2 separate regions of the Homo sapiens genome follow, and region 1 is linked to region 2. Evidence: read pairs that join two places in POLR2A ChIA-PET (ENCODE). Cell type or tissue: PC-9. All regions are shown on one strand. Each heading gives the region's core, and the rest is flanking DNA. Links, peaks and the distances in the headings are about the cores only.

Evidence for each region. Peaks named below come from ENCODE experiments on the same cell type or tissue, not always from the same donor. Only the 100,000 strongest peaks of a DNase experiment are listed, where the experiment ranks them.
Region 1: POLR2A ChIA-PET joins it to region 2 with 11 read pairs; 3 of 35 experiments call an interaction of 5 or more read pairs at or near these places.

The regions. Positions count from the first base shown.
Region 1 is chr2:190,831,575-190,848,498 of GRCh38, forward strand. No RefSeq gene overlaps it. Among named protein-coding and RNA genes, the nearest start is that of GLS, 41 kb to the right of the region's middle. RefSeq lists an enhancer at 11,751-12,950. In PC-9, for the core only: no CTCF peak of the experiment used is centred there; a DNase peak (open chromatin) is centred at 7,127; H3K27ac peaks cover 5,099 bases.
Region 2 is chr2:190,935,196-190,952,119 of GRCh38, forward strand. All of the region lies in intron 14 of GLS (glutaminase), which reads left to right. Among named protein-coding and RNA genes, the nearest start is that of GLS, 63 kb to the left of the region's middle. In PC-9, for the core only: no CTCF peak of the experiment used is centred there; DNase peaks (open chromatin) are centred at 12,076 and 12,706; H3K27ac peaks cover 1,429 bases.

The DNA of each region.
Region 1 (16,924 bases), core at 3,316-11,315, 110 kb before region 2:
AAAACAAGAAGGACATGAGTTGGGCACCTGAAGATAGAAACGGGACAAAATGAAGGATGAAGAGTAGGGGGGAGGTGAAGGAGCAAAAAAAAAAAAAAAAAAAGAAGAAGAAGAAAGCCGGGCGCGGTGGCTCACACCTGTAATCCCAGCACTTTGGGAGGCCGAGGCGGGTGGATCACCAGGTCAGGAGAGCGAGACCATCCTGACCAACATGGTGAAACCCCGTCTCTACTAAAATACAAAAAATTAGCCAGGCGTGGTGGCAGGCGTCTGTAGTCCCAGCTACTCGGGAGGCTGAGGCAGGAGAATCGCTTGAACCCCGAAGGCGGAGGTTGCAGTGAGCCGAGATCGTGCCACTGCACTCCAGCCTGCCGACAGAGCGAGACTCTGTCTCAAAAAAAAAGAAAAAGAAAGAAAGAAAAACAAACAAACAAACAAAAAAACAGAAATCTAGGGACAAACAGGAAAATCTTCATGGTATACCAACACATCCATATTATTTCCACTTTCAAACCCAGCTGTTTGGAACTTCCTCCTTTTTTTTCCTCCTCCAATATTTAAGGAATAAGTCTCACGTGGTGGTTTTCAGTCTTCCTGAATTGTTTTTACTAGTTCTCTAAATTAGCTAAATGGCCTTAAGCAAATACTTATAATACACTTTTTATTATTAGAGAAGCAGTATATATGCTTGGAGGAAAATAATAAAATACTAATTAATAAAACAATTAAAATGTCTTATTCTTTCTGTCTAAGAGTACATACCTCTTAGGGTATTCTGACATATACTTGAAAGGCTAGCACAATCTGCCTTTTATGTTAGTGTCTTTTTAAAAAGACCAGTCCAGTTGTCCTATAGATTGGTCCACCTTCTGGGTTTGTCTGGTTGCTTTCACCTGGTATCATTTAACTTGTTTCCCTATTGCTTGAATCAACTGTAAAATAGAAGTCGTGTCTAAAACTGTGTATTCTTTAAAAAAAAAAAGTGTTTATTGAGATAAAATCTACATAACATAAAATTCAACATTTTAATTGTTAAAAGTGTATAATTCAGTGGTTTTTTGTGTATTCACGATGCTGTGTAACCATCACCACTGTCTAATTCCAGAATGCTTCCATCACAGCAAAAAGAAACCCTGGATCTCCCAATTCTTCCTTCTTCCATCCTTTGGCAATACTAATATACTTTCTGTTTGCATGGATGTACCTTGGTTTCTTTGCTTGACCCATACCTTACATGAACATTTCATATAAATGAAATCATATAATATGTGGTCTTTTGTGTTGGGCTTCTTTCGCTTAGCATGTTTTCAGGGTTTATTCAGTACTTTATTAGTTTTTATGGTTGAATAATTTTCCATTGTACCACATTGTGTTTATTCCTTCATCAGTTAAATACCAGCTACAAGGAGGAATCAGTGGAAGTTGGGTTGCCAACTTCCACTCTTTGACTATTATGAATAGTGCTGCAACAAATATTCCTGATTCCTGTACATGTTATTATTTGGACATAGGTTTTTATTTCTCTAGGATACATACCTAGGAGTGGAATTGTAAGGTCATATGAAAACTCTTTTTGAGAGTTCTGCCAAATTGTTCTGCACAGTAGCTGCCTTATTTTACATTCCCACCAGCCATGCATGAGGGTTCCAATTTCTCCACATCCTTACCCAGACCTGTTATTTTTCTTTTTTAAATTGTTTCTCCATATCCTCACCCATACTTGTTTTTTTTAAAATTATATTCATTCTAGTGAGTATGAAATGGTATCTCATTGTGATTTTGATTTGCATTTCCCTAATGACAAAAGATGTTGAACATATTCTTGTGTGCTTATTGGCTATTTGTGTATCTTCTTTGGAGAAATGTCTATTCAAGCCCTTTGCCCATTTTTAAATTGAGCCACTTCTTTACATATTCTGAATGCAAGGTTTTATCAGGTATATGATTTGCAAACATTTTCTCTCATTCTGTAAGTTTTCTTTTCACTTTCTTTATAGTGACCTTTCATGCAAAAAAAAATTTTTTTTTTTTTTTTTGAGACGGAGTCTTCCTTTTTCGCCCAGGCCGGAGTGCAGTGGCGCGATCTCGGCTCACTGCAAGCTCCGCCTCCCAGGTTCACGCCATTCTCCTGCCTCAGCCTCCCGAGTAGCTGGGACTACAGGCACCTGCCACCACGCCCGGCTAATTTTTTGTATTTTTAGTAGAGACGGGGTTTCACCATGTTAGCCAGGATGGTCTCGATCTCCTGACCTCATGATCTGCCCGCCTCAGCCTCCCAAAGTGCTGGAATTACAGGCGTGAGCCACTGCGCCCGGCAAAAAAATTTTTTATGAAGACCAGTTTATCTATTTATTTCTTTGGTTGCTTGTGCTTTGGGTGGTGTCATATTTAAGAAACCATTGCTTAATCCAAAGTCATGAAGATTTACACCTATGCTTCCTTCTAAAAGTTTTATAGTTTTGGCTCTTATATTTAAGTCTTTGATCTACTTTGAGTTAATGTCCGTATGTGGTGTCAGGAAGAGGTTCAAGTTCTTTTTTCTGCATGGGGGTATCCATTTGTTCCAGCACCGTTTGTCAAACTTTCTGTATTCTAATTAGATATTTCTGACCACATTACATCATAGGTGATGTTAGACACTCCACTTTGAATCCCATCAGAAGATATTACCTTGGTGAACCACCTTTAGAAATAACTGTTTATTCAGTGTCATGACCATTAGATCCCCCCATTGTTCAGTGATATTTTCCTTTGTGATTAGAAAGTAATTTATGTGGTGTTAATCTGGTGCCAAAAGATTGTCGAGTTATTAATTAACTATTTTCCTAATGGCTTTAACAAGTAATTTTACTACTTGTTTTCATCACCAAGTAATCATCTGGTTTCTGTTCTGTAAAATGAAGGATTAGATAAGATTATCTCAAACTTCACTTTTAGCTTTATATTACTTTATTATCTTAGTCTCTATGTTGGGTTTATTTGCAATGAGCTATATTTTTTTCTACAGTAACAAAATGAGATGGTTACTTCAAATGACTAAGGCAGTGGACATTTATCTCCAGGAAGAGGTGGCAATCTCTTAGTGAATGATATTTTAAGGAAACGTAATTTGTTTTCTCTTTTCCTTCCTTTCTTTCTTTCTTTATTTTCTCTTTCTTTCTCTTCTTCTTCCTCCTTCCTTCCTTCCTTCTTCCCTTCCTCTCTCCCTCCCTTCCTCCCTCCATCCCTCTCTGTCTCTTTCTCCCTTCCCTTCCTTTTTCTTTCTTTCTTTCTTTCTTTCTTTCTTTCTTTCTTTCTTTCTTTCTTTCTTTCTTTCTTTCTTTTTCTTTCTTTCTGCTGCTCCTCGTGGAGCAGGGCTAACTCACAGGCAGTGTGCCCAAAGTTGGCTGAGACATACTATTCTTTCTCCCATGTTTGTTTTGTCCTTTTATTATTTTACTGTGGCTACTCAAGAGGCTGATATGATAACAGCCTCAGTCACTGAGTTTCATATTTTAAGGCAATGACACTAAACATTAGTGACACCAAATCCAACCTCTGGAGAAATGTGAGTAGCTGAGATGATAGATGATAGATAGATAGATAGATAGATAGATAGATAGATAGATAGATAGATAGTGATAGAAATTTCCTGAATCCTTGGGAATGTTTTGAGTAAAGAAGACTGGAAAAGACCAAGGAGAGACAAAAATGACCATTTGTAAGTATCTTGATGTCTCAGATCTACATCTAAGAAAACAGACCTAGTCTTTGTTGAATAAAGAAATAAGATGGGGTGGAATTTAAAGGCAGGCAGATATCAGATCAATATAAAGAAGCTCTCTCTAAAATCCAGTCTGTCTGGACTAGAACAGGCTGCTGTACTGTGAGGCAGACAGCTACTACTCCTGGAAGGGTCCCAACAGAGCCTGGTGAGCCACCATTCAGGAATGCTAGGGCCAGACTTCTGCATCAGGCCAGAAGTGGGCAAAATAACATCTTCTCCCTCTTCATTCATATTATTAAACTCTAACTCTCATTTTACCTCCTCAACATTTCACACATTTATCCACTATCATTTTTAGCTCCACTGCCTAGGGCTAAAATCTCCTACCAATTTTCTACATGAACTTGATGCTCAAGGCAAATTTTACTAGTCACTCGTCCTGCTTCCCCTATCATTGTAAATTATTTCCCAACGCTCAGCTCGAAATCTTTTCCTAAGGGAAGTGTTTTTCTAGTCCAACCCAGCAGAGTCCTTGACTACCTCAACTGAACAAAATGATACCTTGTGGCTACTTCCATTATGCACTTATCACTCTCTATTGTAATTTTTTGCTTACACATCTGGCTCCCCTACTAGATGATAACCTCCTCCAGGGCAAGGAGCATGCCTTAACTTTGTATCACCAGAACCTGGAAGAGTATTTCCTATAATAGTTGCTCAAAAAATATTTGGTGAATAAATGAATCAATTTATGAATCATTGAGATTCTATAATTCTATTCAGTTCTTATAATCATATGACAGCTTTGGGGGTGAGAATGGAGTGTTTGGCGACTGACGACAGTATTTTTGTATCTAAAGTAGTACTTCTCAGCTTTCAATTTGCTATGATCTTCATCTGTCCCCTTGAGAGGATGAGTTTGCTATGGATGACTAAAAAGAAGTATTGACTACTGACTACAACAGTAAAGAGAAAAGTAAAACGTTATTGCAATGAGCTTTTGGCTCTCACAATGCCCTATCTGAAGACTTAGTTAATACTGATGAAAAGAGGAGACATAGGGAAGTGGAAAGGATATCATTTGATTATTGGAGGGGAGGAAGAAGAGAGAAGTAGTGGAGAACATGGGTATGAGAATGTAAACATCAGAAGACAGAATGGATGAGTCATATATAAACGGCATTATACATATCTTGATATATATATCATATATAATGATATATATATCATGCCATCACAAAATAACATCATATATATATACATATATACACATAGACCTATATATGTATGATGTTTGTGATGCACTGATAAGAGAGTCATGCTTAGAGGACCCTAGGAGTTATCAATCTGTGGTCAAGAAGAGAGCACCAAGAGCCTCCTGGGAGGTTTTATGGCATCCTAGCAGATGAAGATCAGCCTACAGATGTGCTGAAGAAGGATGCTCAGCCGTTGACACTAGGCCTTTTCTCCCTGCTGAAATAAGCAGCACCTTTTCATGCCATGACAAGTAATTTTTGGCTCTCTTGGCTATGGCCATCCTGAAGGAAATTTGGGAATTAGGCAAAATTTAACATGTATCTATATCGTCTTTTTACAGCCTCTGCTGCCATCTCTAGTTCTCTAATTTCCCCATTGCCCCTTAATTTTCCCCATTACCCCAACCCTCTCTGCAGCTGTGGCACCCCATCAAGGCATCCTGGCATTCCATTCTCTGGGACTTATTCTCGCCTAACCCTCCCTAGTAGCCATGACACCATGTTTATTCTCTCTGGAAAATATGCTTGACCAGTCTGAGAAAAATTGTTAGTGACTGACAATGGCTGTGATTCCTAGTGGGTTATTCTTCCTACATTTGCATTCCGCCAGGGATTTTCAATGGCTTAATCAAAAGGTAGAGAAAATATTAAATACAAAAAAAGGGAAACCATTTGAAAAGGTAACCCAAACTTCACCTTCTTTTAAAAGAGGTCTCGACCTTAAGAAGCTTTGAGATTCTTAAGATATAGATTTCATATTTCATTAAAATAAACAGAACATGTAGTTCTAGAGATTTTTGTTTTACTCTAATGATTTTGATAGCAGTTGTTATTTGGGGAGGAGTATATTTGTCAAAGCAACTAATCATCTTTGTATTTAAAAAAAAATCCCAGAATGTAATGGGAATTTGGAAATCTGCCCAGTGTGCTTTCTGAGAAATAGACAGTGATTGTTGGCATCTCTTTTTTTTGTGCCTCTTCCTAACACTCCCTCACAGGGGCACACCCTGCCCATTGTCAGGGTGAATCTAAAGACACATTGTTGTCTCATACTTTAATGAGACAGAAATGTATTGTCTCCAAACTACACTGAAAGAAAATCAAATGGGGCAACCACTGAAAGAAAATTAAATGGCAAAACCACAAGTTTTAACTGCTGCTCTATGAACCTACTCTTCAGGAATGTAATACTGGTTTTCAATGGTGCCTGGAAATTTTTTCCTCTGGGTTGAGAAAGGAAAAAAAGGAAAGGATGAGGAAGACAGAAAAGGAGGAAGAAAAAAAATGAGGGAAGGAATATTCCAACTCCTTACTGCTAAGCAGTAATGTTGAGATATCAACATTTTGAAATGAAACCTTCTTAGAATATTTATTTTTTCCAAATTTGGCCCAGGGCCTTGACTGGCAGTACTTGTGCACTTTATTACTCATATACATTTTAAATAATTATGTACAATTTTCCATATTTCATTCTATCCCTCTATCTCCATGTTGGGGCATCTGAAACAACTATTTCAGGCATTTGGTTTTCTGGTCTCTAAGGAAAGATATCTCCAATTCTGTTTTTGCTCTTGCCTACATTCTTTTGACATTATTATAAAAGCAGACACGATAATGAGCTTTGACGGGATGAGCTGCTGAAATGGCTTAGGATTCAGGATTCAGCATGCTATGGCCCACAAACCAAAACCAGACTGCTGTCTGCTTCTTAGTTTCATTGAAGCATAGCCATGCCCATTCATTTATTTGTTGCCTATGGCTGCTTCTGTGCTATACTGACAAAGTTGACAGGGACTGTACGGTATACAAAGCCTAAAATTGTGACAACTACTGTATGGCCTGAAAAGCCTAAATTCTTACTATCTGAGTATTTTCAGTTTGCACAAGAATATAAACCAAATATGTCAACTATGCACACCATTTAATTCAGCTGACACGATTTTTGCAGCAAGACTTTGTTGATGAGGGAAGAAGTGTACAGATTGACATTCTGGTGCAAGCTCTTTGTCTCTCTGGATCAGCACTTTTAGTAGCACTGATTTAAGTGACTCTATAAAACTTTTACTTTGAGGAAAATACTTACTTGATAACATTTCTAGGCTGTGTGACTCATAGATGTGGTTAGAGCTATCAGACTTTGCTATTTCATAAAGTTGCCCCCAAACTTTGTGACTCAAAACAAATTGCAGTTTGGCATTTTGGACTGGGCTCAGCTTGGTGGTTTGGCTTTGTACAGGCTAAGATGATCTTACAGCTGGACTTGTTCATGTATCCGTGGGCAGCTGGTGGGTTAGCTAGGGCTGGTTAGTCTAGGACTGTTCAACTATTGCAGCTTTCTGCCCCTCTCGGTCTCCCTTGATGCCCAAGATATGTTGGGCAGGAGTCTGAGATCAGAAGGAATGAAAGCTCTGAGGTCTCTTGACACCTGGATTCAAAACACACGCAACCATAAAAAATGACGAGTTCATGTCTTTTGTAGGGACATGGATGAAGCTGGAAACCATCATTCTCAGCAAACTATCACAAGGACAAAAAACCAAACACCGCATGTTCCCACTCATAGGTGGGAATTGAACAATGAGAACACATGGACACAGGAAGGGGAACATCACACACCGGGCCTGTTGTGGGGTGGGGGGAGGGGGAGGGATAGCATTAGGAGATATACCTAATGTTAAATGACGAGTTAATGGGTGCAGCACACTGACATGGCACATGTATACATATGTAACAAACCTGCATGTTGTGCACATGTACCGTAAAACTTAAAGTATAATAAAAAAATAAAATAAAAAACACACAAACTATCACTTCCATCACATTCTTGGCCCAAGCAAGTTTCAAGAGCAGCCCACCTGATCTTGGGGGTGGGGAAATAGACTCCACTTCTTGCTGGAAGGAGCTGCAAAGTATTGCAGCCATTTTTGCAATCAACCACAGGAAGGGAGAAGGGAGAAAGAAGATGACCGCTTCTCTTCAGTCCTTTCTTTTCCAAACTTTGGTCGAATTTCACTATTCTAGCGCCTATCATAATACTCCCCAACTGGCCTGATCCAATTTCAGAGTTTTATGTAACTTCTAGGAAAGACTCTGACATCAAAAACAATAAATTTGAATTATAGTAAAAGCAACAGAAATTATAGTAATTATAGTAAGAATTATAGAAAGAGCAATAGAAACAGAGCTGAAGTCTAGGAGTCCAGGTCCCTCTGCTGCAGAATTTAGGTTTTATAATATGTGAGATTATAGCATTGTAAATTTTGTGCTAAACATTTCAATAGTTGTATCGCCTTCAGCAGTTTGGCAGTGCTTATTGATCCATATAGGCTCTAATATAGCACAAAACTTTAATGAGATAAATGTAAAATGCTAAATACTAAATAACACACCTTAGGAGATTCTGAGCATTTCCTACTCCTATCACCTGGGTGACACAGTTTGTTTAATGTATATGACTACATGTTTGGTATATTTGTTTCTGTGGCAATACATATGTGGATATGTTATTATTCTCACAAACCTCTATTTGGGAGGTAAGAAAGAATGGATGAAGGTCAGAGACTGCATAACTTACCAATGATCACTTTTCATACCTGCAAATTTCTCTTAAGGTCTGTGCATTTTTTCAGAGAAATTAGCTTTCCAGAGGGTGTATTATTTCACCCCATCTTATCCTTAAAGTGATCTGAAATGTTAGATGTGCTTTTGCTATGAAGTTTCAGAAAAAAAGACAATAGAAATAATGACTAACACAGAGATCAATTATTGACAAGAATATGTATAGATGAATTTAGACACAGAATTATTCTTGAGTGGCCTTAATGTAAAACCCTACTTAACATATCCTTGTTGAAAACTTTGATTCACATTTTACTCCATGATTCAGGCTCTGACCTTAGAACTTAGAACCTGCACACAAATCCTATCTTTCGTGCTTCCTGAAGCCCTCAGGTGCTATGTAACCCAGAAGTCCTAGCTTTTCCAGCCTAGAAGTCACACTTGGCTTTAGGATTTTGACAATAGTCCAAACTTAACTTCAGGTAGTCCAATTTTTACCAGGATCTACTTCCCAAGTATTTCAGGAAATTCCCAGGAAGGGCTCCCTTGTTTGATAAAGGCACAATGACTTGCCACCTCAGCCCATCAGCTGATTCGGGACTGCTGCTCTGTTCTGAGGGTCAGATTTCATTACTGCCAGACACTGGAACGGCCTTTCATACCACTTCACCCCCATGGAGGTCAAAGGCATTCAAATCCCCACAGTGGTAGCTAAGATCAGGCTGTATTCCTTAACAAGACTTCCCTGAAGGGTTGGTAGGTAACAGAAGGGAACTTCCCTGATAGTTTAAAACCTTATGCCAGATATAGTAGTTCTCAGAGTCCACAAGCCAAGGACCCTCCACAGCAGTCCTCAGTTGGATGTCTCTCACTTTGGCTGCCAGCCAGCCAACATGTTACAGGGCTGGCTCACTTCTTCCACTGAGCGCTTTCTTGAGCACATTGTCCTTTCCCAGAACGGAGGCCCTAATGCCCAAGGCCAAGACAGAAGAAATTACTTCTCCTTGTCCCATTTCCAACCCAAGACTAACTTTTCCAGTGATAGAACATCCAAGGGATAAGAAATAAGCTTCACAGGGCAGGGGCTTTTTGTGTTTGTCACTGACATACTCCAAGTGACTAAAATAGTGCCTGAGCCTAGAAGGACTTCAATAATAATTGAGCAATTGAATAAAATGGTTTATTTTTCTAAAACAAACTAATAAAGACTGAGTAGGTGTTTAGTTACATAATTCAGAACAACATCAGAAAAGCTTGGTCCAACATGGGAATTTGCAAACCCAGTCCACTCCCTTTAGGGTCTCTTCTCCAGCATAATATAAATGCATACCTCCATATCGCTTCTGCCCAAGTGGCTCTCCACTCCTTACCTCCTCTTTCTGAAGGCTCACCCAGGATGACACAAAAGCACCACTCAAGAATAGTTTCAGACACAATGAAATTTAACTCCTTGTTCAGAAAAGAAACATTCTCCTAAAGGACACAATCCACAGAAATATATCTCCATCCTCAATGGAGACAAATTTTCATAGTTTAACTCCTCAAAGTCTTAATTGTCTGAATTCCAAATTGGGTCCTGCTCAATTTCTCTTAAGTGTCCAACACAGTGATTATTTTTCGAAATAGTAATTTTCTCAAAAACTAAACCATAAACTCTACATTTAGAGACACGAAAACACTCTTCTCACTTCAAATTGGCAGTTTTCCCTCCTCATGGGCATCAAAGTTTCCAAAAATATCTCGGGGCCCAATTTCAGCAGAGCACCAACTTTCTAGCATATGTTGCTCAGTCACTGTCTAGATTCTAGAATGTAAGCCAAACCTTTGTGATGGGTGGAAAATTCCCTCTAGTCTGAATCAGCAGAGCTTCTCTCTCTGCCTCCACCCCCTTGTCACTCAAGGACATTGCAATGATCTACATTTGCTCTTTCTGGGTATTCGTACTGTGTGTAGACCTTTGCTGCTTAATCAGCTTTCAACCAATAGATTCATGTCAGTGAACTGACAGGTCAACCCAAAGGAGGAGAGAATGTACCTTGTTTCACGAAAGATCATCTTTTCTTCTTGCATACCGGTTATCTATTATTATTTGCCTACAAAAATAATTATTGCTCTTCTTCACGATCCTCCAACTGTTCTGATCTGTGGTAACTATGAAAATGCACCTTTCAGATTTCTGCCTGTGGGCACCCTTGGCTGCTGTGCTCTGAAATCATCATTGTATTTGAGCCAAATTCGTGCTTCCTACAGGCTGCTTTTAGCCAATGACTGAGCAATATAGGGATACTAAGGCAGACCTGCTTCTGAGAGTCACAGAGCTCCTCTGATAGGCAACTTTGACTCTAAGATTTCCCAATATTTGCCAAACTTTCTTAGAGCTAAACTGAAGTCTAGGGTGATTCTCCCAATTCTCTTCCTTTTTTTCACTCATCCAACCAGGTCAGGCCTGGGTTGTGCAGTCTGACGGTTCTCCTGGCCTTCATTTTCTACCCCCTACCTACCTTATTTTTCTCTCACAGACATTGCCCCTAACAAACCTCTTTTTCCTCTATCCTATCTTGAAGCCTGACTCTTGGAGGACCCAAGTCAACACCAATGGTACTGATGTTGAGAAATGGGCTGAGAAAACAGGTGACAAAGTAGGAATTTGGGACTGGCTCACTCACCACCTGGCAGGTGAAGGGTTGTCATCCTGGTTGGCAGGCAGGGCACAGATAGTATTTGGCACAAGGTGGTAGTGGCTCAGTGGCTCAAGACTTCACTCATGATGACCTGGAAAAATATCCTGGTGAAGTAAAATGCTGTAGCAAATATGATGATGCAGGCATTTAAAATGCATGGGGAGGGTGGATGGTGCCTACAAATAAACATTTTTAGGATTATTAGTCAGAAGCAGAGATAATACTGATATCTAGAGATTCAAAGCATGGTTATGGTCCCCTCCACCTCCACTAGTGTGGTGGTCTACAGGGCCAGGTAATAAACGAGTTGGCTAAAATTTCACCCACTGGATTCAGGAATCGACTCAGTGGTCATTTCCCAAGTTCCTGAGAATATCATTGGAATTGGCTTAGCATTTGGAATAACTCCCACATTCGGTCCTTGGGCTATCATAGGGGAAGAGGTTAAGTGGAAACCTCTGAAACTGTCCCCAAACCCTAGCCAAGATAATAAATTAAAAAAACAGTATCGCCAGGCACAGTGTCCCATGCCTGTAATCCCAGCAGTTTGGGAGGCCGAGGCAGGCGGATCACCTGAGGTCGGGAGTTCAAGACCAGCCTGACCAACATGGAGAAACCTCTTCTCTACTAAAAATACAAAAATTAGCCAGGCGTGGTGGCACGTGCCTGTAATCCCAGGTACTCAGGAGGCTGAGGCAGGAGAACTGCTTGAACCCGGGAGGCAGAGGTTGCAGTGAGCTGAGATGGCGCCACTGCACACCAGCCTGGGTGACAGAACGAGACTCTGTCTCAAAACAAACAAACAAGCAAGCAAACAAACAAACAAATACTATCATATCCCATGAGATGGTAGAAATGATTGCTACAATTAAAAACTTAAATGATGCAGGAGTAGTAATCACTCCATTTCTGTTTAACTCACCAATGTGGTCCGTGCAGAAACCAGCTGGGTCCTGGAGAATAACTGTGTACTATTACAGACTTAATCAAGTAGTAAACCTGATGATTATAGTTACTGTGCCAGATGTGATACTGTGCTAAGCAGATTAATAAAACTTCAGGTACCTAGTTTTTAGCCATTGATTTGGACAACATATTCTTTTCCATTCCAATTAGGAAAGAAGATCAGAAAAGGTTTGAATTCAGATGAAATAGACAATAATATTGATCTCCGATTTTGTCTTGGGGCTATGGTAACACTCTTACCCTTTGCCATAATTTTGTCTGAAAAGGTCTGAATCACCTATGAGTCCCTCAGAACACCACCCTGATTCATCACATCAATAAAATCATGATGACTGGACAAAAGAGGAAGAGGTGGCCAGTATGCTAGAAGCCTTGGTTAGATACATGCTCCAAAGGGTGGAAGATGAACTCTACAAAGACTCAGGACCTGCTAGTACAGTGAAATATTTAGGAGTCCACTGGCCATTACCTCCAAAGTAAAAGACAAATTGCTGAATCTGTGAACAAACATGGGAGGGGGCATGAAGTGTGAAGATTTTTTGTATTGTCCCTTAATGTTCAGCAAATAGCAACTACCATGAAAAAAGTACTCAACAGATAAGTAGACAAAATGACTCACCCAGTTGATTTTAGTCATCCCAGAACTGACACAGTGGGTACGTGAATGAAGTAGCCCCAGTGGCAGGCATGGAGGCTATATATATATGGGCCCAACAGCATGGTCTACCACATACTGAGACAGACATAGCTACTGCTGTCTCTGAGTGGCCAGCTTGTCAGAACCAAAATCAGTGCTAAGCCCCCAATAACATACTTCTGACCTGTTTTCTCCTTGCCTTCTGTGAAGTATCTGTCACACCCTTTATGAGATGGGAGTGGAACAGAGGTGAGCTCATGGAAAGGTACCTACTCTTGTGACTCCTCTACCGGCTGTCTCAAGTTACCAGACAAATGGATGATTCAACATGCTGGTGGGAAAAGAAAAATACCAATTTTTCCATTCAAGGTTAGTTACTTCAAGAAAAAGAAATGACATAAAATGTGGAGATTGTCCATGAGAAAAGTGAAAAAATTAAAATAATAGACCATTAAAAGAATCCTAACCCGCAGGGGGAAAAAAAAACTAATAAAAAGATCAGATCAGTTTCTTCCAAAAAAAAAAGGCTAAATGAGACTGGTAATATAAAGAACAATGCTATACAAGGAAAGGCAATTTTCAAAAAGTAAGAAGGTATCACAGAAGCACATGTGTTAAATGTATCAACTAAAATTTAGACATGTCAAAAAAAAACTCAAGAAGTATACTTGAGTATCTTGAGGGACTCAAAAATGAATACTAGAAGACTCTAAAATCACTAAATGGTAGAGTCCAGTTGAAATATAATAAGCCCAAATTTAATGTCTTGCTTTAGGAGGATCAGGGGATTCCCAAGCCACATTTTGCTTCTGCAAAAACAAATTAGAGGAATTAGATCAAATTGTGATCATGCTTAGGTCATCTACAACGAATTAGCTAACCATTTATAGAACGACTCCTTAGAAACAGATATTTTTCCAATATTTCGCCACTTTTATTAATATTAAAGTTCTTACCAAAGGCCATAGCTACTCCTTATGGTGCCTTTGTAAGAAATAGAAAAAGATGTTCCCTTGGGAATTTCAGCTTCCACTCTCCCTTGTGAAGGGGCAACCTTATTCCACTCACATACCCACTCAGCAAATAAAACTACCACCTACCCCACATAGAAAACTGAGACCAAGAGTGGCAAACTCCTTCAGCTTCTGTCTTCCCCTTTGATTTACCTCTATCTTTGCGTGTTTTCTGCTGTGTGATTCTTTCCACACATACCCCATCCTCCTCTCCTTTTCTATCCTCCAGGTTCCAGCCATACCCCATTTACACGCTCACCCCTTTAGTCCTGCACTTTCTATGTTTTGTCTTCCTCAGCCTTCAAGGAGACATAAGTCTCCTTACTTTAAAAACACAAAAGTTTTCCCTCCACAAACTTGTTGAAAAAGCACTGCTCCTCTTTATCCTCCCTTGCTCACCTGTCATTTACTCCTCCACGCTCTGCACTATTGTATTACATCTCACCCCTCGATTCAAAGACACAAAAAGGTCACTTTGACTCACTAAATCACAATAATTTCTGTTTCTATCCTTGACATCTCTGCATCATTTGACTCTATTGACCTTCTTTCTTTAAACTTCCCCTGGCTTTTTGGAGAGTTCTACCTCTCTGACTTCTCTTTCTCAGCTTATTATTCTGTCTTTTATTGATTTTTTAAAAGGGCAGGGGAGCGGCGCAGTCTCATCTCTTTCTAAGGTTTAATGATGGCATCTACTGTGGAATAAAAGATCATTGAAAACTTGTACACACTTAATGTTGGTAGAAAATATATTTTATTTTATCGGGGGAAATCCTGTCTAAATAACATTTTAGACTTCTTAGAGAACAAAAAAAACTAAATGTCTTGCTAAGCATAGCAATAGATATAATGTTTTTGGAAGTGTTTGATAGGATTCTGTACTAAAAACAATTTAATAAAACAGAAATCACCACGAAAAATACTTAATGGATAAAAACTGCCCTAAAAACACTAACCATAAGGTCATAGGCTAAATGGTGCTTGCATGTGTAGTCAGTGAACTGAACAAGCACTAACATGTGCAATGTAATCAGAAAAACAACTTTCTTTTTTCTCTTCCCTCACTAACTTAAATTTATTCAGTGGGTCTTGCTTTCCCCTTCCTCTCTGTAGAAACTTGACTTTTCTTCTTACCCTTATATACTAAGAGTTCACTTTGTTGGTTCACTTTAAGATTCTCCCTTGACTTGAGATAAAAGTGGAGGTGATACTCCCTTCACAGTGAGTTCGAGATTCTGTGAAGTGGGTGTCCCCTTTTAAAAAATATATCACTTCTACAAATGCCTAGTAAAAACACCCTTTCATGCCATTGATGTGAGTAAGGACTCTAAGAGTACTGTAACTTTTACTAGTATCACTCTAAAATTCATAAATTCACAATTTTCTTGGGTACCCGTTACGTTTCACATTAGGACATCAGCCAAAACTTCCACTTGAACATTCCATTACGCTTGAATGAAGAGGTTTAAACAGCGAGGCATATCAGAGATTGGCTCTAAAGCATCCTTATGAAACAGGTTGGTAAATGATTCACAGGTGAACATATGCGTGAAATCTCCAAAGTGGCATATGACACGAAACTTCCAGTTAGTAAAATGCCAAGTCAATAGAATAAACTGCAGGAAGATTTCACCAGGCTGGGTGAGTGGGCAGAAGAGTGGCAGATGAGTGTTCAAGGACAAGAGAGCAGATGCTTTCAGGACAAATAATCCAAACGTAATTCTCAGGGAAGTGGTCTCCTGGGTATCAGTCATGATCCTCTGGAAAGATGGGCTTCAGAAAGGTACAAACTTGCATACAAAACAAGGCTCCTATTTACAGTTCATATGTTACTGGAATTTTTTAAATTAATGCATGTTTGAACTAAAGTTCTTTATCTTCATTAAAGTCATTCTGTTTTTCAGTGAAGGACAGGGTACATGAATTTCAAAACCAAATTTCAGGACCATGTTTTATAGCAGGAATTTACCTTCAGCCAACATTTTCATGTCTATTTGTAAATAAAGTAAGTTTTTCAAACATAAATTTATTATTCTTCGTACAGAACTACTTAGAAGGTCTTTAGTATGAATATGCAAATATATTTTCCTTTTTGTTTCTATTAAGATGTGTGTATATCTTTATCTACGTATTTTCTCTCAATCGGGTGTGTGTGTGTACAGTTGATAATACAAATATGGAATTATTTGAGGTGTAATTAAAAGTCCTCAAAGGACTTTCTCAAGATTTTTTTTCCCATTGAAGAGGGGAGGCATTGGATAGCTGGTGCAATTTCTGCTAATAAAAATAAATGTCCTTCAGACAGGAATTAGATAAGCAGCTTGTTTCTGCAAAACTTGAACTGCAGCCAGTCTTGTACAAACTCATTTCATAAATATTTCCCTCTTCAAAAAAAAAAATTGAGAAGATGGATGTATTCAAAATTTTCCAGGAAGGTACTAAGAATTCTGCTCATGATTATCTCAGGAGGAAGCTTCCATCTGTTCTCTCTAATAGTTTAACTTGCTCTACTTTGTTCCATATTTCTCAACGAGGACTTTGGAGTTTCTGCATAAGATCAACTATTTTTCTCATTTCCCTCTTTTATTAAAATACCACACTTATATGAAGGATGAGCCCTCTGCTATATTGCTTACAGTGCTATTTTAGGATAGAGAAAATATTTTGTCACAAAGAAAGACTTCCTGACATCTCTATGGCTATATAAATATTTATAATTTATATATCTTTTTAAATGCTATGATTTTTTTTTTTTTTGAGACCGAGTTTCGCTCTTGTTGCCCAGGCTGGAGTGCAATGGCGCAATCTTGGCTCACCACAACCTCCGCCTCCCGGGTTCAAGCGATTCTCCTGCCTCGGCCTCCCGAGTAGCTGGGATTACATGCATCCACCACCACGTCCAGCTAATTTTTTTTTATTTTTAGTAGAGACGGGGTTTCTCCATGTTGGTCAGGCTGGTCTCGAACTCCCGGCCTCAGGTGATCCGCCTGCCTTGGCCTCCCAAAGTGCTGGGATTACAGGCATGAGCTACCATGCCCGGCCCCTTAAACGCTATGATTCGTTGATTTTGAAGAGTCTCAGTCTCCATCTGATTTCTCTGCTTCCCT
Region 2 (16,924 bases), core at 5,406-13,405:
TTTAGCTTTCATTTGCTTTGTATATTTAATAATGTACCTTTATTTTCCAGTATGCCTACATTTTGTATTGCACAATAAATTTATTTTAAGCTGATTTTATTGTTTTTTTTGTTTTGTTTTGTTTTGTTTTTATAAAAGCAACTTCAACATTTTAAGTACAAATACAGTTGGGATTTTAACTTAGAAAAAATTATTCTTTATGAAGATACTGTTAAAGTGTTTGCTATTCTGAAGCTGCCTCAAAGTAAACTAGAAATATTCAAAAGGGCTTTATTTGATTTTTTAAAATGCAATATAGCATTAGTGGTTTTTTTGGGAGGAGGACTTTTCTTATTGGTTGTACTAGAAGTATTTGAATAAAAACTTTTCTCTCAATTTTTTTGGTGGTTTTTCCATTTGGTAACTTTAAAAAAAGTGCAACCCTATTTGTAGGTTATTTCTGCTTTCTGAGGAGGAATATTGTTGTTATTCACTATGTAACTCTCATTTTATCTGTTGTTGCCTAAATAATAGGAAAAACATTGCTAAACCAAATGAAGAGTATCATCATATTGCTTTAGAATAAAACTGTTAATCTCAGTAGAATTTATATTAAACAGAATGACAGTGATACAGAAATTCACCTTAACTGGTTTCTGAGGGGATTACATTTTCAGAAGGAATTTTGTATATTTCCACAGCATGATCCAAATTATAGTACAAATTATAGAGGCTCCATGTATTGTAGGTCAAATATAGTACTTTACATTTTTATGTTTAATTAAATCTGCCATTCATATTCTGGAGATTCCTGAATATATTGTAGAAGTTTTAAAACTATTTGAAAGGGGAAATACTGTTGTTTACATGAATTTGTATTAATCTGTGGGATTTTTAAATGAAGTTCTTTTAGAATTAGTTAATAAGGAGTTCCAGTATAATGATATATTCAATATATGTAACAGTTTATGATTACTTGCTTTTAAAGATTTTTTTAAAAAATTTATTTGAAGTAAAGAGAGAGGAGACTTAAAATACCTGGTGATCTTGATCTGACAGTGTATATTTAATAGGCATATATTTATGTGGAAAGAACTGCTGAAATATACTGATATGTCAGCCTATATCCTGATAATTTATATATAATGTGTGGGTTGCATATGTTTGTGCATATGTATATACGTTTGTGCATACATATATATGATTTCCTTATCTATGTACCTTAATCTACCCATTCATATTCTGAAAATGATGAGCAGTTCTTTTCACATTGTGTACTATGTATAAATTATTCATTGATCTATTCCTGTTCCAAGCTTTGACACAAAAGAACCCCTAAAATTTTTGCTGCCCTAGAATTGGTAAAGTATAACATACTTTACTTCTTCAATTTGACTTTAAAGATTTGTGGTTTCTGTTACCATTCCCATTCACTACCAGGACTGCCAGGGTAAGAGAGTAACTAACAATATTGGGGGAACTCTGGAAAAGTGAAACCAAGAATATTAGATTTCATGTGGAATTTAAAGCACTTTCCAAAATGTATTATAAGGAAGGATTGTATTTTTTAAATTGTTTTTGACTTAAAAGAAGTAATGCACTTATATTGAGCAGTTTATGGAACAGTTTTATTTAGTTACTGTGGTACAGTTTTTAGTTTTAAGAATCTGTTTTACTATTCATCTGTAAAAAGTTTGGTTTTTCTCCTACATGGCCTTGAAAATGCTAGAAAGCATTTTTTAAAGGTATACGATCAGAATACTTAACGTGTGATTTCTTCTCAATTACTTCTCTACCATTTTATATTTAATGTTGTATTTGCATTGTGTAATAAAACCAAAACCAGATGTTGGAGATGTAGCATAAATGGAAATTTGTTACCATGCATGATGGCCTTATGCTCAGATTTTCATTTAGACTTACTGAGAATGGACTTTACCTTACTCGGTCTTTTCTCTGTCATGTAGTTCAAGGGCAAAATTATACATAAACATACACTCAAGTATATCCAAGTTCAACTATTTTTCTTTTATTTCAAATTGTAACAAAGTTAAAAACCTTTGTTTGTTAACATTGCTTAGAAATGGAAGGAATTTAATTAGAAATGGAAGGAATTTAATTGGGTTGGGGGAAGTTCTTTTATTTTATACCCCAACCTCCAGCTAGTAGTTTATTAATCTGAATACCATAAAATGCACATGACTTTGAGAAATTTAGAAAACTACTCTAAGAGGATCTGAGGCAATATTTATCCAACATGAAACAGCGGGCAAAATGTGATGTTTCGTAGAGTTCTTAACTTTTTAAATAGTAATAGAAAAGGTACTTATTTTTAAAATAGTATGTTAAGTAGACTGATTATAAATGCTTATTTAACAAAGTGATTCTGTTACTATGGTCTTAAAATGTTTTCTATTTTATGAACATAGGAGAGGAAGAGAATTTAAGTTGACTTTGTTTGCCATTTCTATTTTGTAGATTGTAGATCTACTTTAGTAATTTTTGTAAGTTGTAGCTAATAGAGATTTTTTAAATATGCCATGTATAGAAAACCTGTTTTCATAAAAAACTTTATAATGGCTTCCTGATCCATTAACCCTTAACCAAAATGAATAGGATACTAATTAGCACTTGGATTGCATTGCTTTTTTGGCGGAATCTGTGGGTTTTTTTTTTTTTTTTTGTAAATTTCATTCACCAGTAAATTACAGAATACTTATTATTGAAAACCATCATGTATTGCTTTAAAACAAAAGTTATAATCTTGCCCTCAAAAGGCAAGCGTTAGAAACAGGTGAGCTGGTGCCAACTGCTTCTGTCGGTTAATCTTGTAACATTTTTACTATACATTTAACTCTAAATCTCATTTACTAATTATGGAATTTTTTTAAAGAAAAATTATATACCACATCTCAATGGCAAAGAATAATTCATTGTATTTATTTTTAAGCCATATTTCAATATCTGAGGATATGATTTTTCTGTACATAGTATGATTAAAAATAATGGTATTTTTTCATTAGGTATTTACCTTGCTGAAACACTTTCAGGCCTTAAAACCACAGATAATTAAAATTATCTATTTGGAAGGCTTAGCTTTTGAAAGAAAAAATTCTTACCCAAAGTAGTTTTTAAATTTCTATTTTCATATTATGTTTCTGGTGATTTATGTTTATATAATGAAAATCTCCTCTGCACAGCAATTATATTTGGAATCCTGAGCTATAATTAAATTTATATTCTGTAAAACAGCCGAAGGCTTTCTTTTGTTTTTAAAACATAGTCCAACCTTTCTAGAATTTTGATGTACTTTTATTTACCATAATCTTATATATTTTTTAGAATCACAGATTTGAATTTGAAAGTAATCTTAAATGTTACCTGGTACAGACTCCCACCCCACTCAGCCCCCTTTTCCAGGTTTCCTAGCACTTTGCTTTTTCTATTAGCATATTTAGATTTTTTTCTCTTGAGGGGGTTGGTCTGTTTTGTGTTTTGTTAGGATGGACTTTCTGTTTGTAGATGTTTCTGTTTGTGGTTTAGTTTTAATGAGAGAAGCATAATTGGCAGTAGTTAATGTGACTATAAGTTATTTGGCAGATGGTACCATCAGCATTTATTAAAACTAATTGTATTTTTCTAGTAAGCAGTCTTATGTCCCAGTTGTTAAAAATTAGTAAAGTTAGAAGTAAATGTTAAAGTTACACAGTAGTTCTAAAAATAAAACATTACCCTGCAATCTTTGAAAGAAAACTGTAGCAGAAATGTAAATCTAAAAATAAATGTTACATCACTGGCTTTTTAAAATAAATTCCTTTGAGGTTAGATTAAATATATAAGTAAAACGATTTTAAATAAATAGAAGACTAGTCAAGTTCTAAACAAATGGTTTCTTAAGAAAAATTTGTTTTCTTTGCATGTTAGCTCTTGGAAAACATGCAAAATATCTAGCTACTTCCCTTGTTTATTTTAGACATTTGGATCTGTGAGTGGCCCCCAAGTTTCCTAATTTGTCTGTTTATTTACTCTGTCTATAGTACATGTTGTCTTCAGTATCAATCTCCATTTCATAGTTCTGGAGTTTTAATATTTATGAAGGACTGTGTGTATTGAGTTCTTGAAATATGTTAACTTTTGAAAGGCTTTGTTGACTTACAAAATGTTAAAACTTAAATATTGTTGCTCTCAAAATATTATAGTATTGGTTTCTTAATTCTGAAAATTTAAACTGCCTGAGTAGCTCTTCTCCCTACAAGTTTCAGTATAAACTCATTCAATATAAAGTCTGCTTGCTTTTATATTATGCATTCCAAAATAAAAATGATGAAATATTAGTATCAGTTACACAAATGTAACTACTCACATTTGAACCATTTTATTGTAAAATTCAACTTTCAATTATGATAATCAGTCTCTTGCTGAACTTTTTAGATCTAGATGAGAATTATAAATTTTTGTTATTTTATATGTGTTATATGTGTTTATATATGTTTTATATTGTGTTATTTCACAAATCATCACAAAAGGGCAATTTCAAAGATTCTTTTGAGAGGACAGCTTAAAGCTTAATCCTTAAGGCTTGACTTTCTTCTATTAAATGAGATTGATACCTAAAATCATGGTATAAATTATTAATTGAATTCCACCCAAGTTCTGTTGTTTTGTTCTTTCTCACAGTCATTCCAAATTAAAGATTTTAGTTGAAAAACTCAGAATATATTATCTAAATTTCAAATATTCTATTTTTTATTGTTTCATATTATAATTTATTTTGGGCCAAAATGAGGTAATTTAAAAAATTATATCAAAGTTACTCAGGAAATGGGTTTTCAGTTCCGTATCTTTATATATGTTCACTTCCAAATCTTTTGATGTTGACATTTGCCATTGTAGTTTAATTTTCTTTAAAAAGTTCGAAAGAAAACCACACATGAAATGTAAAAGTCCAAATTTCTCTTCTTCAGTATAATATAGCTTATTCTTTATTTATTATTTTACTTAGATCCTTGAAGTATATGCATCATTGATCCAGGTCTATGCACAAGATTTATAATGTAAATAAAGAATGAACTAAATAATACTGTTTGAGATGAATATTTGAATTGAGATGAATAAACGTTGCATCTAATGCACAATGAAACTTCATTGACATCTGATGAAATTACAGTACAAGTGATTTTGTTAACATTCTATGGTGACTAATACTATTAATCCTTTTTAATCATACCAATAAAATATTTCTGCCTTAATGTCTCTTTTTACTGGACTATGAAGAAACAATTCTGCTGTTAAAGGATAACCAAAAAAATAACTTCCACCTATCTGAATGCCCTTATTCTGGCAAATTAGCAGTTTTATTGTAGACGTACCCACTTTAAGTTGCTCTGCTTCTCTTCTAGAATTGCTTTTGTAATAAGTGTAAATTTGTAGTCAGATAACTCATTGCTTTTATGAAGTTGCTTTCCCACTTGTGTGACCTTAAGAAAGTGGCTGAAGTCCAGGATTCTTCTGGCTTCCTGGTTTCCATTTCAATATTTTCAATCCCTGTTTTACTTAGTTAGCAAACTTTTTTTTTTTTTTAATGCCTTCTAAATAGGAATTTTGTTCTCCTCATGTTGTTTTCTTCTCTTCATTTCTGGTACCCAACCAATATCCAAGATTAGATCCCTCTATATAAATGAAAATGTATAACCTTTAAAATTATTTTCTTTTGGTCTTTTTTTCTACCAAGTAAGAACTAAAAAAGATTACCATCCCCCTCAGCATTTCACTAGTTTTTGTTCAAACAGCACACAAACAGAATTATTTCAAGATATTTAGCTAATTAAATTTGATTGTGCAATTCAGATCTATATAAATTAACCTTAGCATTATTCCTGTGCTTTATTATTCACTGATAGGTTCTTATTCAACTAATGTTTATTTCTTGCCTAATATGTGCCAGAAACCGTGAAGTGTTTAGGATATGCAGTGAGTGGTTAATGAGACAAGTATGATCCAACTTGTGTTTGCAATTAAGCAGGGATACAGGTACTGAATAAATACTGAAAATAATTAAAATGGTAATAAGTGATTTGTTAATACTGATGCATGTAGATCTAATTCATTTTAAATGTTACAAAATAAGTTACAAAATGGTATATGCCATATGATGCTATTTTTGTACATCTATAATAAACTTTATGAGACACAAATATGCAATGTAGTTACTAATAAAACTATAAGAACATGAACACCAATCTTTAGATAAAGCTTACTGCCAGGAGGGAATGGAATGGATGCAGAGAGCATGGTTAGCTGTATCTTTAATGTTTCATTTCTTTAAAAAATATTTCAGCAAATATAATGATAATGATAGAAAAGTAAAAAAATGCTAGGAGAGGGTACAATAAGAACTTGTTTTGTCTGGGTGGTTAAATATGGTTGGTTTTCACTGGAAGGTAATACAGTGTGTAAGTTTTGAAGGAGTCAGAGGAAATATGGAATAGTGTTAATAGGCTAGTCTGACTTGAAGGCCCCAGAACAGGAAGGAGTTTAGCACATTTGAGAAGGGGAAAGAAGAAGGCAAATGCGCTGAAGAAGAGTGAGGTGAGGTGGATGGAGATTGGCTGTGGATGACTCCTAAGAGATGGGGCCATATTATGTAGAGTGGGCCTTCTCATATTTCGATGTACATCAGAATTGTTAGAGTGTCTTAATTTTAAAATACAGCTAGCTTCCTGGGGCCCATTCCTACAGTTGGATTCAAAAATCTAAATGTTTAATGTGCACCCCAGGTGCTTCTGCTGTAGGTTGTCCTCAGGACACAGTTTGGGAGACATTTCTGAAAGGTCTTATATGCTATATTAAGAATTTTGGACTTTATTCAGAGTTTAGTGTGAAACTTTGAAGACTTTTTTTTTTTTTTTTTTTTTTTTTTTTTTGAGACGGAGTCTTGCTCTGTCTCCCAGGCTGGAGTGCAGTGGAGTGATCTTGGCTCACTGCAAGCTCCGCCTCCCGGGTTCACACCATTCTCCTGCCTCAGCCTCCCGAGTAGCTGGGATTACAGGGGCCTGCCTCCACGCCTGGCTAATTTTTTGTATTTTTTAGTAGAGACGGGGTTTCACCATGTTAGCCAAGATGGTCTCGATCTCCTGACCTCGTGATCCGCCCGCCTCGGTCTCCCAAAATGCTGGGATTACAGGCGTGAGCCACCACACCCGGCTGAAACTTTGAAGACTTTAAAAAAGGGGAGAGAATGATTTGGTTTTTAAATACTGCTCTGCGGAGAATGGATTAAAGAGAGAGAAAGTTGAAGTTTTGGACTCGAGATGTGTTGGTGGCTTGGACTAGAGGTGAGAGAAATAGGTAAATAAGAGATGTGTTTAAGAAATAGGATTGGCAGCACTTGGTGATCGTTTTTGGTGGGTGAAAAGGAATGCGATATCAAGCTGACTACCAGGTTTTTAGTATGAGCAACAGGGCCAAAGCTGCTGCATTAACTAAGATGGAGAACACTGGAAAAGCAAACCTTGGGAGTATGGGAAGAAATTAGTTTAACTTTGGCTATTGTAACAATGAAGGATCTGTTTGATTGTGGATATCAGGAGGTTGATTGACAGTGCTTTAAACATATGGGGGTTATTTTTCTAATATAACAGAAAGTCTCAGGGACTATCAGGGAAACCAACCAGGGCTAGTGCCATTAGTAAGGTAAACTTCTGTTACACAAGCCTTAAGTGTGTTGATCTTAGAAATCACGCCTATCAACTTAGAGTTGCAAGGTGGCTGTTTCATCTTTAGCCTCACCTGTATGGCCAAAGTGGGAGAAAAAGAAAAGAGTGATATCTAAATCTAAAGAAAGAAGCTTTACTGGAAACTCACCTGACGCTCATTGACCAGACTAACTGCAAGGGAATCTGGGAAAGTGTTTTTAATTGGACACAATACTACCTTTAACAAATAGAGGTTCTGTTAGTATGGAAGGGGTGGGTAGTGGATAATGGTTAGACAACTATCAGTATGTAGAAGCTAGCTAATGTTTGAGATATTTGTGAGATATCTAAGTAGTGATGTTGAGTAAGCAGTCAGATTTAGGCCTAAAACTTAGAGCAGTGTAAGTTGGAGCTATAATTTTGTGAGTGGTCAGTATGAAGAGTAGTATTTGAAGCTGGGGTGGTGTGTGAGATTGCTTAAGGTGATAGTATAAAGTGATAAGGAAAGTGTATCAAAGACAGAACCCTAAGAAACCATCATTTTAAAGGTAAGATAGAGTAGGAGAGGCTTCCACTAGGGAAAGGTGGCCAGAGAAGAGAAAATCCAGCATAGTGCAATATCAGCAGTCAAGGAAAGAGTATTTTAAGGAGTTTGGAGCATTGAACTGTATGAAAGCATAGATAATTTAGTAAGATGAGGGTTTTATATTTACATGATGTCCTTTCTAAATTTTTTTTAGATAGAACAATTGCTTTATTTTTTAGTGTCTTAAAATATGCTTTTCTCCAGCAATTTTCTGTATTATATGTTGGAGGAGCCTGCTATGTAATTTGAATAATAAAGTGGCTATGAAAGTGCTTTGAAAAGTTACAGCATTAGAGAAACATACTGTTATTACACCTCTTCTGTGAGTATGCTCCATAAAGCACACATGTTGAACGTTTCACAATAGAAATGTGAAATAAACATTGAAGAATATAGGGAGTTAAGTAAGGCTCTGGAGACCAGTGAAAATGAGGGATTTCTTTTCTAACATTAAAGCAATTAGTAAAGATTGTGTTAGTATTGTGGGTTGGAATAACTATAGAAAACTCAAGTCCATGTGCCTGGCTTTGTTATAGTAGCAGGATTTGAGGCATGCTAAGAGAAATAGGACCTTAAACTCTGAATTGAAACCATAATTCTTCCTGTATGAATGCTAAAACCGTGTTGTTTCACAGCAGGAAGAGAACCTCATCTATTTTCAGGGACCTTGTTTGTATTTATTTATTTTTAATTTACACAAAATGGTGTCTTTGTAAGAATAGTTTGATTCCAATGGCCTGGATTTTTTTTTTTTGTTTAATATGTGTATTTGGTGATGAATGTCTTCTCTTCCTGTCTTAAATTCGCTTTTAAGTTCTTTGACTTTTGGGTTTTATGTACTTGTTTTTTAAATATAGCACTTTATCATTCCAGAAATGTGGAACCTTGTCCTCTATCCTAACACACTAATGTAATATTCACTAATGTTCATGAACTTTTACAAAAACTTGTTTGTATAATAGTGGGAGAAGACCAGAAAGATAGTGAATGAGAAACTTTGATAGTTGTCTGTGCAATACAGATATGCTTAAGGTCTGCAGTTTTGTTCTTTGGAGGAGTAGCTGTCTTTGTCTTTGCTCATTGCTATTTTTCTTCTCTTCTGCTTTCTGGCTTATTGATTAGGAGTGCTGTTTTTCAGACCACACAAAGATATATTGTTAGCTACTTTTATAATTGGATATATAAAGAGGGATGCTTATGACCTCATTGGTATCTTTTTAGACCATTCATTGGTGTTTACTGGAATAATATGCCACTGAGAAAAGAAGTTATTTATTTGCTGCCAGTAGCGTAACAGTCATATTTGCTTTTATTCACATTCACCCAACTCACATTTCATTTTTAAAGTTTTAAATGCAAAGAATAAAGGTAATAACTTTTTCTATTTGTCATTTGTGATATTATCAAATTGAATTATTTCTTTTGTTCTTTTATTTTCCCTTCATTTAAAAAACACCTTTGGGTAGCACCTCAATATAAAATTAATATCTCTGATTTTTCTATAAATTGTTTCTTTGTTGCTATTTTCTGATTTCCTATCACAACATATTTCTGTCTTGGTATTGTATTATTGAGGAAGTCCCAGGTTTTGTTAGGAAATTGCTTGACCCAGTAGATAGTAGTTGCAAGCACTGGCCCTGGCATCTTCCAGACTGGGTTTGAGCCCTTGTTCTTCCACTTACCAGCTCTGATACCTTGCTGAAGTTGTTTAAATGTTTCCTGTCCTTTAATAACAGAAATAACATTTGGAGCACTTAGCTGAGTCGAGAGAGTAGGTGCTTCATATTAACTATTTTGTTGTAAGTAATATATAATCTTTAATTTTTTGTCTTCATAGGTTGTCAGATTTTTTGACATGATTATGACTTTTTAGTTTACAAATGAGTGAAATTATTTCAGATTAAACTGGTCATTGAAAAATTTTGAGGCTAGGCATGGTGGCTCACACATGTAATCCCAGCACTTTGGGAGGGTGTCAGGAGGATTGCTTGAGCCCAGTAGTTTGAGACCAGCCTGGGCAACATAGTGAGACCCCGTCTCTACAAAAAAATAACAAAGAAATCATCCAGGTTTGGTGGCACATGCTTGTGGTCCCAGCTGTTCAGGAGGCTGAGTTGGGAGGATCAGTTGAGCTTGGGAGGTCAAGGCTGCAGTGAGCCATGATTGCAGCACGGCACTCCAGTCTAGGCAACAGAGCGAGAGCCTGTCTCAAAAAAAAAAAAGAAAAAAAAATTGAAAATTGTATGCTTTTAAGGGAGTTTATTACTTAGCAAAGTCAAGAACAGAATGCAGTTCTTGGAGGTACCATTTTGAGGTTGTATTTTTAAAGTGAAATTTCTGTAAAACAGAGCTTCTTTCCTTTATAGTAAAATTTGCTATTTGATTTATTCCTCTCTATTGAAATTACTATATGAGAACCTCCTGCATTTGTGTAAGTTTGGAAATATGGGCATGAATTTATTGAATTGCTATTCCTATAAAAGATTTTTTCCCCAACCCTCCGAATCATATCAGTTTGGATTAGTTTTGTCTATATATAGTATATTAATAACTGTGTCTCAGTAAATCTTTGGAAAGCTTAGGAATATGTGGCCTCATACTCAGACTGTCTAATTACAAAAGTAGTATAATTTTTTTTTACACATCCTTAAAAATATTAAATAAGCTCAGTAGTAAAGGAAAGAGGAAATATCTTCAATCACATACACAATACACAGGTTTACTTTTACCCTTGGGCAAGGTGATTAATTTACATATGATGGCAACTTAAAATTTTTCTTTAGCCACAGTATAATAGGTAGTATGCCTCAATTTGACCTTAAGAAAATATAAAAGCAGGCTGAAAGCTTATTTTCATTTAAAGACTATAATCTGCCAAGTTGGAGTGAAGCCTTTAAAACAAAATTGGATCTGGAGTCATGATGGTTTATTTAACAGTTGAAGAAAAGTATCTATTCCATGACAACAGATACTGTACTGAGCTGGAAATGAGAGCAGCTTATCTCAAACTAGAGGTGGTAGAAACAGAAGGATGTTTTTTCAGTTACCTGCTTTTTTTTTTCATTATAGCAGTTCCAAACAGGCTGAATTCATGTTTATATGAAGACAGAAACTAAAGATGAAAAACAGAGGAAATTTTGGTTTGGCAGTTGGTAATGGAGTTAGAAATTAAATAGTTGAAGTAAAGTGTAAAACCAGTGAACCAATTTTTCCTCCGTCTCTCCCTCCCTCCATCTTCTCCCTTTCTTCCTTTTCTCCCCTCCCGCTTTGGTCCCATCTAGGCTTCCTTCCAATATTGAGTAAAGAACTTTTATGGATTAGAGCTAAATTGATATTTAATCCGTTGGTTTCCTTCTGTGCTTTGGATAACAATCTGAGATCTATTAAGGACTCACATCATCATGGTCTAGTTGTACAGAATTGGGAATCCAGATACCTGAGTTCTACTCAAGCTCCATCACTAATTCATATGCTGTGTGACCTTGAGCCAGGGTCCTTAATCTCAGTGGTAGTAATAAATAAAATATATCTATCAACATATTTTATAACCAGCCTGTCAGGGATTTTTAAAAACAACTATAACTGTTTAAAATGTTGAATGTTTTAGGGTCATCCACTATATAAATACAGAGTAATGTGAGTATATAATTCTAATAATTGCTACTTACTCATAAGTACAGAATTATTAGGGCATTTACAGAAGTCACACAACTCAACCTTTAAACAAGCTCAAACTGAGTAGGATAATGATAGGATTAAAGACTTAGGAATGCCATGTTTTAGATGTGTAAAACTGATACACTCCCCACCTGCTTCTAGCTGTTTTGGAAAAAAGTGAGATTTGCTATGCCAAGCATGCCAGTGTTAAGTGAACTCATGTGAACTGTAACATTTTTTGTCCCACTGTTGTCATGACTTTGTACAAATAAACTAAGATAAGATTGTCTGGTTCGGGCAGATTCTGATAAAGAGACTTGATAAGAAAAATGCAGTAGTGCTGGAAAATCTACAAGATGAAGGGGAAACTGTTAACAGTTAATTTATAAATTTTAATGGCTCTCTGCCCAGGTGCAGTGTCTCTTTGCCATGGGGAGGTATACATTAAACATCAGAGCCCTTAATTTAATAGCTATTATTGCGGCTGTGTATAGTCTGTTTCTTTATAGTAAGGAATTATTTATCAAAACATAGCTTCCATGCCTCTGGCATTTACTGTTAACCCATTATTTTCTGGACTTTGGCCTCCTTGACAGGTATTTTAAAATCAATGTAACTCAAGTATCCAGTGGGGAAATAGGGGAATGAGCTTTGATCAATGGTTAGCACACCTACATCCTTTGCAAGTATTGGTGTGGAGGTGGATGACTGATCTTCTAGAGTGCCCCTCTCCTTCAGTTTGTTTGCTATGATAGGCATTCCAGAGGGTGTGTCAGCTTAGTTGGAAATACTCGTGGCGCTCTTTAACAGACCAGGAAGCAGACTGTCCCTAAATGAAATACTCCATCTGTTGTCTCAAAAGTGTTAAACTAGTTTCATTTTCTTTTGTGGCATTCTACCCACAGCTCATTTCATAATTTATGTAAACTTAAAAGTATAGGGGGCTGTTGATGCTAGAAAGAAGAGGAATTTGTGGTTTTGCTTTTAAATAGTGCCTGTGCATGGGCTGCCTCCTAGTGCTTTTCTGTTTTGGAGAGAATTACACTCACTTTGTGTTCAAGCACCTATCTTCTGGTTTGGACTAAATCCAGCTCCATAGCTAGCCTTTTGTTTTCATGGGAAGAATACCAAACTTCCATGTTAGTCTTTAATAATTTTGTTAAGGCGAGCTAGTGTTTTTCCCTTCTGATTAGTTACAAAGCCTTTGTACATTAAAGTTTCCTGATTTTTTTTTCTCATGCTTTTGAATAACAATATACTCTGAATAAACCAAGTATATTCTAAAATCTTCTATTTTGGGCCTTATTAATAAGAAATGGACTTTTAGAACGTTTGAAATGTTGAATAATGAAGTGACTAAGTGCTACACACATACTATAATAAAATCTCTTCAAACGAGCATGGTCTAAATTCAAAATTTTAAAGGGGAATGTGTAGTTCTTATATCCAGTCACTGAAACAGATGAGGCTTTATTGCTTAGAAGTACCAACATAGTTTTAAAAATAATAACTGGGTAATTAATATATTAATGGTATATACAGGGGAATTTGGATTTTTCTTAGTGGTGGGGGAAGTAAGACACACAAATGCTCCATGTGGTCATGTGTTATAGTGCCATAGTGCAGCAAAGGTAGACGGAGATTACTTTTGATTTAAGAGATTGGAGCAGAGTTCACAGGAATGGGTAAGAATAACATATCAGTGAGAAATGGGTGGGGAAAAATGATTTCAGGAGAATAGTATGCACTGTGGGAGGAAGCAGGAGGTAGATCCAGGGTTGTGGTGGGAGTGGAGGTATCTAATTGACTCTGTCCCTAGCACATGCTGTCACAGGGCACTGTGTGGGCAGCTGGCAATAAGCTACATAGATAATGAATGCTGGGCTGGGATGGCCTGGGGAAGACTGACAGCAAGGAAGGGACTTTCGGGCTAGTCTTTGAGGGAAGGGAAGGATTTGATTAGGAATCTGGGTGTTCTTAAGAGCATAGACACCAAGACAAAAACAAGGGCAGTAAGACCAATTTTGCTCTATTGAGGTTGAGAAGAAAAATTAAGTTAGCTGGACTGAAGAACCTTGAATACAAGGCTGAAGAACTTAAATGTTATCAGGAATGATTTTGGGTTTCTTGATACTCCGCTGCTTAGAAACCTGTAGTGATTAGAGCAATGTTTTGAGAATATGATTAGAAGTATGTGGAGAGGTTTTGGAGGGTGGAAGAAGGACCAGAAGCAGAGGCATCAGTTAATGATTGAATAAATCTTGTAATGATATTCAAAGATGTAAAAGTTAAGGTAGATGGGCTGGGCACAGGGGCTCACACCTGTAATCCCTACACTTTGGGAGGCTGAGGCAGGCAGATCGCTTGAGGTCGGGAGTTTGGGACCAGCCTGGCCAACCTAGTGAAACCCCGTCTCTACCAAAAACTACAAAAATTAGATTAGTGGTGGCACATGCCTGTAATCCCAGCTACTCCAGAGGCTGAGGTGGGAGAATCACTTGAACCCGAGAGGCGAAGGTTGTATGAGCCGAGATCTTGCCACTGCACTCCAGCCTGGGTGACAGAGCGAGACCTTGTCTCAAAAAAAATAAAATGCAGGGTTGGGGGCCGATAGAGGAATTAATTTTGCAATTTAATACCCAAAATTGAATATTTGATGCCTTGAGGGAGAATATTCACTTAGTCAATAGATATTTAATGAGCACCTATTATGTGTGATAGACACTGAGTTTACGGTGGGGAACAGAAAGACAAGTGGTCTCTGCCCACATGGAGCCTATATTTAATGAGAGAGACAAAAAACAAGTATATATAAAAATATATATACTTTATATATAGTTATATATAACAAATATAGTTAAAAAGGATATAGTTAACAATACAATATATATATATATATGAAGGGGAAAAGCAAGGTAAGGGATAAGGAGTGATGAAAAGAGGGGAGTGTTTTAGAGTCTTGAGAGAACATTTGAATGGAGACCTACCCAAAGGGAGGGGGAGAGGGAGCCTCCTGACAGCCTGGGGAAAGAGCATCTCTAGCAGCCAGTTGTAGGCCTTGAGTGCCTGAGACCAGCCAGATGTTCTGAATGGAGTAGAGCTGGAAAGGGAAGAGTGGTAGGAATGATATGTGCAGTGTAACCAGGAATAGAGCCTTTAGGGTCCTGAAAGCCATGGTAAAGAGTTTGATTTTCCTTTAGATATGATGGAAAGGCACGGGAGTTCCTTGATGTTTTTAAAAGATCCCTATGGCAGCAGAGGTGATAAGGTGGTGGTTCAGATGAGGCCTAAGGCAATAGTGATAGAGGTGGTGAGAAGTGATAGGATTCCAAACATATTTTGCAGGAAAGAGGATTTATTGATGAGCTAGATGTGGGCTGTGAGAGAAAGAATAGAATCAAGGACTACCCCCCATGGTCTGTATGGTGAATTTGTCTGAATTAGAAAAAGCTAATTCTGTCTCTGGCCAGAAGCAGAAGCACTTCTCAGCACCACTGGGTAAAGAAGCTCCCTTCCTCCCAGCACATGTACCTGGGTGCTAGGACACCTTGGTGGGAAGAGCGTGGGCTGGTAACCCGTGTTGGCCCTGTGGCCAGGCATCCTTGTGAAGGACTCAACCTGCATAAGTGAATGCAGCAGCACTGGATGACTCCTGAGTTTGTGGCCTGAGCAAGTGGGTGAATTGTAGTGTCATCCCCAAACTGGGGAGACTAGAAGAGGAGCTGACTGTGAGTGGCAGAAGACAGGGCAAAGCAAATTCCATTTTGGGTATAAGTCTGAGATGCCCATTAAAAGTCCTGGAAGCAATGTCAAGTAGGCAGATGGCTATGAACTGGAGCCAGGGTGAGAAGCCGGCAGGACTGTTGCTGTTTTTGAGTTTGAAGTGACTATCAAGTGGAGCTGTAGGACTGGAGCTTAGGAGAAAGATTTAGATTAAAGATGGGGAAGTCAGTGTGCCCAGAGGAATAGATGAATTCTTTGAGGGACATTATATTGAAAAACAAGAAGATTGGACTGCCTTGGGAGTAGTATTTGGCAGTGGAAAGTGGGTAATGAATCTGCAAAGCAGCAAACAGGAGGAAGATTAGGGTGATGGAGCAGCATGGAAGGCAAGTCGTGAGAGGGTGGAGGGTGCTGGGGGGATCTGAAGGAATCAGGGCTTAGGAAGCTGCTGGAGCTTTGGAGAGCGCTGTTTAGAGGTAACAATGAGTGTGAAGGTAATTTTCAGGGAATTAAAAATATACTTTCAGGAAATAAGCGCTGAAGGGAGAACAATAGGGTCAAGTGTTGCTTTTTAAAAATAGGATGAAATTGTGTCTGTTTTAAGGTAAACTGAGAGAACCAATGAAAGAGGAAAAGTTAAAGATGCTAGAAACAAAGGGGATCAGTGAGGGAACAAGAACAGGGCATCTAGAGGATAAGTGTTTGAAGGAATAGATAAAAAGTAGTCTCAAAAATGAGGAAGCTTTTTACTTTGAGCGATGAAAACAGTTTTTATCTTTTTAGCAAAGTTGTAGTTAGGATCTTCTGTCTGTTTTTAGGGGTCTCCACTGGTATTAAAGGCCTGAAGAAAGTATGGCGGGAACCAACAAGAAAAAAAAATTGTCAAGCAGTAATGAGAGACCAGGTGGAAATATGGAGAATAATCTGTAATAGCCAGTCAGTATTCTGTGGTCCAAGAGCAAAAAGGGAATTGAGAATTCAGAGTTGACCCCATTAAAAAAGAAAGACATTAAGGACACCTGAAACAGTGGTTTATAACCCAGAAAAGTGCATATCAAAGTCACCTGGAGACTTTAAACAAAATTATGGGCTGAGCATGTTGGCTCATGCCTGTAATCCCAACAGTTTGGGAGGCCAAGGCAGAAGGATTGCTTAAGGCCCGGAGTTCAAGACCAGCCTGGCCAACATAGTGAGACCCCATCTCTATAAAAAACAACAAACTCTATGCATTTACCTCCTTTCCCTAAAATGTATCGGATTGAGGTGTAGGAGTAGGACAACAAGA